2 separate regions of the Homo sapiens genome follow, and region 2 is linked to region 1. The links are chromatin contacts, found by Hi-C or POLR2A ChIA-PET in ENCODE. All regions are on one chromosome and are shown on one strand. The core of a region is the stretch at or near the end of the contact, and the rest is flanking DNA. Distances in the headings are between cores, read along the strand shown. Region 1 overlaps DIPK1A (divergent protein kinase domain 1A). Region 2 has its middle 28 kb from the start of BCAR3.

What was found. A loop is a pair of places that touch in the nucleus more often than their neighbours do. ChIA-PET counts read pairs that join two places held with the same protein, here RNA polymerase II (POLR2A). Pooled maps may share reads with other maps.
Region 2: a loop to region 1 is called in a map of Ramos, with 4 times the contacts of the local background. The contact joins two enhancer-like sites. A Hi-C loop is called at or near these places in 1 of 168 maps with a recorded cell type or tissue (Ramos), 1 of 37 single-sample maps with no recorded cell type and 3 of 50 pooled maps. POLR2A ChIA-PET finds 5 or more read pairs at or near these places in 1 of 52 experiments (B cell).

Annotation. Positions count from the first base shown.
Region 1 is chr1:92,940,899-92,945,936 of GRCh38, forward strand. The region is part of intron 1 of DIPK1A (divergent protein kinase domain 1A); the gene reads right to left. Among named protein-coding and RNA genes, the nearest start is that of DIPK1A, 18 kb to the right of the region's middle. Within about 2 kb of position 2,478, at least 3 of the 41 ENCODE cell types and tissues checked have a DNase peak (open chromatin) inside an H3K27ac peak, as active enhancers do.
Region 2 is chr1:93,707,030-93,712,067 of GRCh38, forward strand. It overlaps a transcript of BCAR3 not described here. Among named protein-coding and RNA genes, the nearest start is that of BCAR3, 28 kb to the left of the region's middle. RefSeq lists enhancers at 803-852, 4,239-4,288, 4,419-4,478 and silencers at 993-1,122, 4,024-4,318. Within about 2 kb of position 2,107, at least 11 of the 41 ENCODE cell types and tissues checked have a DNase peak (open chromatin) inside an H3K27ac peak, as active enhancers do.

The DNA of each region.
Region 1 (5,038 bases), core at 1,228-3,727:
TACTTGCCATCTATATAGCTTTGGTAAAATGTCTATGCGTGTCTTTTTCCCACTTTCTAACTGGACTATTTTTTAAAACTGAGTTTTGAGAGTTCTTTGTATATTCCAGATACTAGTCCTTTGTGAGATATGTGATTTGCAAATATTTTCTCCCAGTCTGTAGCTTGTCTTTTCATCTTTTTAACAGGGTCTTTAGCAGAGAAAAAGATTTTAATTTTGATAAGATCAAATTTATCAATTTTTCCTTTATGAACCATGCTTTTGGTGTCATCTAAGAACGTGCAGTAACTATTATTTCTTGCCAGAATGAAATAGGACTCAGCTATTAAAAAACAGAATTATCCCTATTTTTTGTTTTTATAACTTTAAGTGGTGAGAAACTTTTTTCACATAAATGAAAAGATAAAAATGGAAGTCTTGTTGTAGCAATTATCTCTCAATTCTTGGAAATCTTTTGAGTTATGTGACAAAAATAACAGTAACCTACCATCAAAAATATACTTACTGATCTATTAGTTACTTAGCAGACAACTCTATCAGGCCTTCTTTCAGTTCTGTTGACAGCAAAATATTGGAAACTAATATTGCAAAAAACTGTTATCTAGTCATTCCCTGAGACAGTATTTCTCGACATTCACTATCTTAACACAGACACCAAATTTTCAATTGCCCTTTGTTTGGTGTCCTGGTAGTTTTTACATCCAGGGCAATGGACCTTTGTAATATCTAAAATGGATTAGCAGTGTGCCTTTCCTTTCTAAAAGTGAGAAAGGATAACGACGCAAGTGAAGGTGGGAAAGCAGAGCACACACCTCCATTCCAAACACATTCTCTGGCAGAGCAATGTTAGGAAAAACTACATCGGGAATTCAAAAATCTAGAAATTGATTCCCTTAACTATCCACACTCTATACTCGAAAAGTGCACTCAAATGTACAGATAAAAGCCAAGAGTGGTGGCGCGTGCTTGTAATCCCAGCTACTCAGGAGGCTGAGGCAAGAGAATTGCTTGAACCCAGGAGGCGGAGGTTGCAGTGAGCTGAGATCACACCATTGCACTCCAGCCTGGGTGACAGAGGGAGACTCTGTCTCAAAAAAAAAAAAAAGCCAGTGTGCATCTACAGCCCACAGCAACACCGCCAGCACAGGGAATATATGGACATGAGCAGTAAATACTTTTTGATGAGGAAAAGAGAAACAGCAAAATGATGAGCAGCAAAATAGCAACATGATACAGTTTATGAAAGGAAGAACTCAAAAACTAAGAATCAGACAGAAGCAAATTAAGTTGTTGCTTAAAGCATAATAATTAAGGCTTTTAAATTCACCAAACCATTCTGCTATCACAGACTGAAAAGGCTTGTTTATCCCTTCTCTGTCCTGGGGGAATAAATTATCTCATGAGTCTTTCTATTTTACCAAATTGCTATTTAAAAGCTGGTGAAATGTTTAAGCAATTCATTACATTAATATAAAGATCTTTTATAGGACAAAAGCATTATCAAAACCAAGTATGAACAGCATTATGAGTAAAGTGGAAAGGATATTGTTTACTTAAAACCCATTGAACTCAACCACAAAATTGATTCTAATTTAAGACGCTAATCTTTTAGCAGTTTTTTTTTCTTTTTCTTTTTTATCAAAATGAACTGTATACAAGATTTTCTGGGGAAAAAAGTTCCATCTTATTTTTATTCCTCTCAAGTTATTTACTCTAATTATCTCACCTTATTTTATTGAAATACTTTGTTAATTAGGTTTTTTATTTTTATTTATTTTTGAGACAGAGTCTAGCACTGTCACCCAGGCTGGAGTGCAGTGGCGCGATCTTGGCTGACTGCAACCTCTGCCTCCTTCCTGAGTTCAAGTGATTCTCCTGCCTCAGACTCCCGAGTAGCTGGGATTACAGGCGCCCGCCACCACGCCCAGCTAATTTTTTGTATTTTTAGTAGAGACGGGGTTTCACCATGTTGGTCAGGCTGGTCTCGAACTCCTGACCTCATGATTCGCCCGCCTCGGCCTCCCAAAGTGTTGGGAATACAGGCCTGGGCCACTGCGCCCAGCTAATTTGTTAATTATGTAATGCTTAAATAGACACTGCAGTCATGAAGATAAATAGGGTAGGTAAATATTAGAAAACAGATGCTGCAGTTTAAAATTCACATCAGGACTTTCAGTTTAAGATGGTAGACTAAAGATACATGTTTGCTACTTACAGCTTGCAAAACCACACTCAAATAAGGAAGGCAAAAGAAGCAATAAATCTCTAACAGCTGAAAGAAACAAAGAAAGAAAGAAAAGTAGGAAATTCACCAGCGGATAAAAGATCCAACACATTTCTAGTTTCAAAAAGCAAATGGAATTGTGTTGATGGATGAGGCAGGCAGAGAAAGCCACAGCCCAGAATACTCTACCAGGCAACCTAAAAGGAGCTGGAAGCCAAACTGCTTCTTGGAATGCTAGAGGGAATCTAGAGAGCCAATCTGTCAGTTGGAACACCTGATGGCTCTGGGCTCCGAGCCAACAGGTACAAGGGAGGGCAGGAGTGAGAAGTGAGGTTGAAGACGGTGGGAATAATTGAAGATCTGTACCTGGAACTGCACTGGTTGGCACCCCCAACCACCTCCCCCACCCCACAGAGATCATAGGCAGCCTAGCATTAACCCTTACTCGAAAAACCAGATAGCTGAAAGAACAAACTGCAGAAAGCCAAGGCTTCTAGTGTGGGTATGTATAGTCCAACAAGAGTAAAGTACTCCGCTGGCACGAGGGACCCCAGAGCCCAGCATAGGCTCAACCTAGAGCAAACAGGCCAGCCAAGGCATCCCATCCTACATACAGGGCTCAGTCAGGCATCCATTCCGGTGATAGGTCTAATGGGAAAACAGACTAACTTTTAAAACAGCAGAGGAAAGCCACACCAGTTACCTAGTCCTTCTTTCTAAAATATGAACAGACAACCAACAATCACCAAGCACATGAGAAAGTCCAGCAGCATGAAAAAGAAGAGCTAAGATAAACATATAGAAAATAAAATCTCTGAAAGGAATGAAGACAATTACAGAGCATAAGAAAACATTAAAAAATAAAATTGTTATAATCAAAATACTGAAGAGGATGGTGCATCCACATAAACTATGAATAGGAAACCATAAAAAGAAACAAATAACTTTTAAATTAAATATAAGATCCTTAGAGTTTAAAAAGTGGTTAGAAAAGGAAAGAAAATCAACAAACGATCTGGAAAATAAAATTGAGAAACTCAACAATGAAAGTACATGAATAAAAGATAAAAATAATAGAGAAGCTAGAAAAGACATAAAGAACCAATCCAATAGCTCCACCATTTGACTAGGAAGAGCTCTAGAAGGAAGAAACAGAGGAAAAAGAAGGGAGAAACTATTCAACAAATAATATAATTTCCCAGAGCTGAGAAAGGATCCAAGTCTTAAGATTCAAAGGGCTCAGTGAGTACCCATACAACTGATAAAAGAACCCTATTTATACATTTTCTCTGGAAACTTCAAAATAAAAATATAAAACAGAGATCCTGAACAGGAAAAACAGGTCACCCACAAAGGATTGATAATCAAACTAGCTTCTTGTCAGCAACAGGGGATATCAGAAGTCAAAGCAGCTGCATCTGCAAATTTTCTGAGAAGATTATTTTTGGCCCAGAATTCTACACTGAGCCCAACTACGAACAAGTACCAGGGTACAATAAAGGCAGTTTTTGTTTTGTTTTGTTTTTCTGAGACAAGGTCTCACTCTGTCACCCAGGCTGGAGTGCAGTGGTGCGATCTTGGCTCACTGCAGCTTCCACCTCCTGGGTTCACGGGATTCTTCCACCTTAGCCTCCCAAGTAGCTGGGAGCACAGCTAATTTTTGTATTAGGATCACTTGAACCCAGGAATTTGAGACCAGCCTGGGCAACATGGCAAAACCCCACAGGCTGGCTGAAACTCCTGGGCTCAAGTGATCCTCCTGCTTTGCGCTCCTAAAGTGCTGGGATCACAGGGGTGAGCCACTGTGCCTGGCCAAAGACAGTTTTAGACATGAAAGCACTCGAAAAGTTTACTTCCCACACATCCTTGCCAAAGAAGAAGATGGCACAGATTAGGACAAGGAAAGACTTAGGGTCCTGAGAACAGTGACACCAACCAATGAGAAGAAGAGAGGGAAATCCTAGGAAGCCAGTTGTGTAGTAGGCCTAGAAAAGCATCCGGTCACCATGGGAACGCAAGCATGGAGGAGGGAGGTTTCTGGTAAGAAGAAAAAAAAGAAGGATTTCACCACAGAATATGAAATATAAGTGAGAGTACAGAAAAAATAAGGCTATGATAAAGGAAGATGGTGCCAGAAAAAGAAGGCAATTAGAAACTCCCTGCAAAAATTTTTAAAAAGGAAGGAAAAAAGACAAATAGCATTAAAAAGCTACATTTCAAACAGGAAACAAGCTTGTATGTACCCTGATTACAAGGAACTGATAGAGTGTGAGAAAAGAGGATCCAGTTACTATTAATGTTGAAGTTTTGAGAGCCCAGGGTCATTACCCTGGCCCCAGCAAGAAGAAAAAGTAGTCCTAACATAGAGTTGGCTCTGCACTAAATAATATTTATAGAATCATATTTTAGGGGGTACTAAAATTAGAAATGTCTTTCATCTTAGGCAAGAACTAACTTTGATGTATTTGGTCTCAAGACATAAACTTCAGGATCCTAAGAGAAAGAGTGGCCAAAAGTATCTCACTCCTTTTCTATTTTCTATAAACACAGAATCAAATGATACCTAGTTCCTTCCTGCAATTAACTCCCTGAAGGTGAGAGTCATTTTCATTATTTGAATGGTCCAGAACTCCAGAAGAAGCTCAGTTCACTTGGATTTGGGGAGCGGATGACAGAAGAAATGTCCACTTTCTGCAGCTAAGTGTAACCAGGTAATTATTGCAAAAGACAAATACTGCATATTGACTGTTCAGGGGAGAAACTGTGGCCGATGGACAGTGATTTCAAATCATAATTCTGTTACTTCATTAGGGA
Region 2 (5,038 bases), core at 857-3,356, 770 kb after region 1:
CCAGGTGTGGTGGCGGGCGCCTGTAATCCCAGCTTCTCGGGAGGCTGAGGAAGGAAAATTGCTTGAACCTGGGAGGCAGAGTTTGCAGTGAGCTGAGATCATGCCATTACACTACAGCCTAGGTGACAACAGCAAGACTCCATCTCAAAAAAACAAAAAAAGTATACAGTTTAAAACAAACTGTATAATATTATTGCTGAAAACAGAAAATAAATCTATATGCATTTAAAAAAATACTAAAAGTATATACACCAAAGAGTGTTTCTCTGTTTTCCAAAATTTCTGTATTTTGAAGTACAGTAATTAAATAAAACAGTGAAAACTATTCAGAAAGGGATCAAATGCAGTAGATATGCAAAATCCGCATTAAATAATTATGCTTTAAAATAATAATAATAGGCCGGGCATGGTGGCTCATGCCTGTAATCCCAGCACTTTGGGAGGCCAAGGTGGGCAGATCACTTGAGGTCAGGAGTTCAAGACCAGCCTGGCCAACATGGTGAAACCTCATCTCTAAAAATACAAAAATTAGCCAGGTGTGGTGGCGCGTGCCTGTAATCCCAGCTACTCAGGAGGCTGAGGCAGGAGAATCGCTTGAACCCAGGAGGCAGAGGTTGCAGTGAGCTGAGATCGCACCACTGCACTCCAGTCTGGGTGATAGAGTGAGACTCAGTCTCAATAAATAAATAAATAATAATAATAGCTCTGACGGTCCCCAAGCCTGGATCATTCAGGATGTTTTCTAGGCTGAAGCTGGACATTAGATCAAAAAGAAAACAACGTAATATTAAATGCTTGTATGGATATGGTGTACTATCTTTCTTCTGGAAATAATCAAAAGCTAACTACACCAACACAGCCAGACTTCAATCTAACCTAAACAACAGATGACCCACATACACAAAATAAACAACGAGGTAAATAGCAGTGTGTAAAAGCAATGGATCTGACAGGTTTTGCAAGGTGGTAAGCCGAGGGGGCGGCTCAAAAGTTGCCAGCATAGACAGGAGGGGAGGGGTGCGGGAGGGTTCCTCTAGCCATTGAGTCAGAGGTTTCAAGAAGGAAATGGAACTTCGCAGACTGCTACAATAAAGGAAGGAGATAACCATATCCTTCTACTGCTCACTTATATAGAACCTGAATAGAGAAAAGAGTAAGTTGAGAACTTCTGAACCATGACCTTCAGTAATGGGCCAACTGCTCTACTCTGACACCAGGCCACTTCTCATCCTGCTTCAGGGTCTCACAGAACAATTAAACCCCTAAGCACCTTGCCTCCGGCCTCTGGCAGATGGGACTGATGTTAAGCTAAACCCACAGGAGGTAGGATGAGTCCAAAAACCATCTTAACTTTGTTTCCAAGGGGCCTTTTTTGGTTTTGCCTGTTTTTCTCTCTTTCTCCCTCATCATCTCACATAGCTAATCCAACCAACAGTGTGGACACTTTACAAATTGTCATAATCTTTTCTGTCCCCATATTTTTGTCCATAAGTTCTCTCCCCAGTGTCCCATTACTCTCAGAAAAGGAGAAGATCTTTGGGAGAAAATAAACATATTAGTAGCAAATTCTAGAACTGTACTGGCTGAATAAAACTTTGGGCTCACAGAAACCGGTTTCAGTTCACTCTTCAATCTTTTCAAATGTCACCACCATAGAGTCCCCTATATAACTTACCCTATTCACCACCACATCATATCTACAAAAAAAGACCATCTCAATAATCCCCCAAACACCTGAATTGGCTGGAGTTGCTTCTTTCTTTCCAAAGAACAATGGGGTCCTTGGGGCTCCTTTGCCCCGCCAGGGCTGTGCCAAGGACACAGGCAGGAGGAGGTTGGCAGGCTGTTTTATTTTTTAGCAAGCACTGGCAGTACTTAGAGCATTCAGATGATTTCTGTTGATGCTCGTGGGGATCAGCTTCTAAGCTTCGGGCTTGCAAAAACAGGGCTCACAACTTTCATATCAGGAGAGTCGATTGCACATGTGAAGAGGCCAATTAAAAAAAAATCACAAGGAGAAGTGCTGCGATAAGCTAAGTAGGCTTTGTTCTGTTTGGAAAAGGGAGGGCCTGGGAGCCCCGATGAAGTCAGAGCTTTTCCCCTCCCAAGGGCATCTGTTTCCAGGCTGCAAAAGAGAAGAACGAGGGGGAGTCCACAGGCTGCAGGGCAGCAGAGCAGCGTGCTCATGACTGCTCAGGCACATCTGATAACAGCAGGCCTTCCTGGAGGTGGGCACATTCTCCTCCTCTGACCCTGAGTTGGAGAGGTGACACTGATTTACAGCTGCATCTCTTCTTCTTCCTGTCCCTCCAAGCCAGCCTGCGGTCTGTTCAAAGCACACTCAAGGGAAAGAGAGACCAATGAATCTGCCCAATTGGGAAGTGGTTTTGAGCAAGCACTGATGTTCTGACAACACACTCTGTCTTCAGATTGGTCCCTTGCCCTTCAGTGAAGTGGGTCTTGATCTGTACAGGTGTTGGCCAGGGGCTCCAGGACACAGAGCCTTCTCTCTTAGTGTGGGTGACCCTGTATAAGGATGTCTTACTGGCATTAGATTAGGATTGACATTAGTGAATGCTCAGCAGGCAGTCCCCCTTGATTGTCCTTGGAACAGCAAGAAGGAGGGAGGGGAATATCTCCTAGACTAGAGATGGGAAGAGAAAAAGGAAGGCTGTTTAATGGAAAACTGTTGTAGTTTTTAAAAATTGTATTTACAATCTATAGGATTGTAGATTGGGAAAAAAGTCTTTATCTGATCAACTCAACCGTCCTATATTAGGACTAGGGCTTTGCTGCTATAACATAATCATGGTGGAATGTATCTCCTTGATGGATCATCATGTAATTTTTTCATATCTCTATCTTAAATATATATTTTTAAAAGAAAAATAGAAATTATCTTTCTATAATCAATTCATGAAATGAATGGGCCTGTTCGATGCTGTGTTTATTTTGCTTTTCTGCAAAGTTGTTTTGGGGAACATTCCATATCTTTAGATTCTTTGTCACTTAGAGAAAAAAGATTAGGCCAGTTGGACGAAATCCATGAGAGAATGAAATATGAGTTCAAGTGTCCTAGTCTCTGTAAAACAGTATAAACTCACTCCCGGTGGATAGGGGGTGGGAAGCTGGGAAGCTGGGAACCAAGAAAGGCTGATCAAGAAGTGGGCTCCCTCCCTGGACCTGTACCCCTTGTTTCTGGCTTTGCCCCTGCTGGAGGGACCAGTCCTGACCAGTCAGGGAAGCACAGCTCTCTGCTGGGCCTGGCTGCCTGGCATGGCTGGAGCTGGAGAAGCCTTACCCATACCATGCTGGATGTTTGCTACGTCTCCCTTTGCCTCTTCCCTTGGAGACCTTGAAGGGCACCTTTGAGTAGGGAAAACTAAAAACCCAAAGTTACTAATTTGGAGGATTGGCAGGGAGAGACTTTATCCTAGCCAGGATATCTGGGTTTCCTTGAAGCCCCTAATGCTGGTCCCTCAATAATTTGATTTCTTGTTGCTCCTAATGCAAACTTGTTAGGAAGACCCCCAGGCCACACCCAGCAGGTCTCGACCCCACCAACCTTTCGGCCTCATTTGCTCTCTGAACTCCTGTCGCATTGGTCTTCTTTCGGTTTCTTCTGGTCCTGTATTCCCTCCTACCTGAGGACCTTTGATCATGCCATTCCCTCTGTCTGGAACACTCCATCCCCTCCCCCTGCTTTATCTAGCTAACGCTTTTTGTCAGTTATCTTTTCTGGCATAACAAATTACCCCCAAACCTAGTAGCTTAAAACAAACATTTGTTATCTCACATATTCTTTGGATCATGAGTCTGGGAGCAGCTTAGCTCGATGGTTCTGGTTCAGGGTTTCTCAAGAGGTTACATTCAGGCTGTCAGCCTGGGCTTTGGTCATCTGGAGCTATAGGATCTCCTGCCACGCTCACTCATTGTGGACCTCAGTGCCTCTCAGGCTATGGGTGGAGATCTCAGTTCCTTACCATATGACCCCTCCATGGGCTGACTGGGTGTTCTCAGGATGTGGAAGCTGGCTTCTCCCAGAATGAATGATAAGAAAGAGAGAGAGAAGGCACCCAAAATAGAAGCTGCAGGCTTTTGTGAACTAATATCAGAAGCAACACATCATCCCTTCTGCCATGTGCCATTGTTACACAGACCACCCTTGATGCAGTGTGGGAGGAAACTACACATGGTGTGAATACCAGAATGGTGATCTCTGGGGCCATCGTGGGAGGCTGGCTTAATTATCGCTTCCTTTCCCTTAAGATATACTTGTATGGTATGGGTCCAAATGGCCTCATTCATGTCTGTCAGGTGACTGACCATTGGCTGGGACAATGAAAGTGAAAGGGCCATGTGTCTGTCATTATTCAGCCAGCTAGCCTGGGGGAGTCCACGTGGCAGCTACAGAGTTTCAAGAATGAGAATGGATAGGTATGAGGCCTCTTAAGGGCAAGATTTGGAAGAGGTACAATGTCACTTCTACCACATTCTATTGGCCAAGACAAGTCATGAGGCTAGCCTGGATTCAATCGGTGGAGAATAGACTCAACTTTAATGGAAGAAGCCGCAAAGGGGTGTGGATATAGGAAAAGGGGAAAGTGCAACCATTTCTGTAAACACAGCACACCAGAGTATCCCCAGAGCCTAGTACAGTACCTGGCACATAGTAGAGACTCAATAAGCAAAGTATTTCTTACAGGGATGAGTTTGAACATTTTACCTTTAGTTGTCCTCATCTTGTTCTTAGCCTGTCTGCCTCACTGCTAAGGAAGCACCTACAGACAAGAATCCTGTCTTATTCATGTTTGTGACCTGCAAAACATGGACATTGCATAGAACTCTACTAGATGATGAAAAAAATGCAATGCCAACTCTTTTCAAACCCTCTCTGCACGTCTCTATTGCTATTCCTTCCTCAAAGCTTAGGGGCTTCCACAGCTGATTTGCACAGGCTTTGCAATCCTGAGGACCAGGGCTGAGATCCTAAATTTCGTTTACTGACTGTGTGATCTTGGGCAAGTTCCTTCACTCT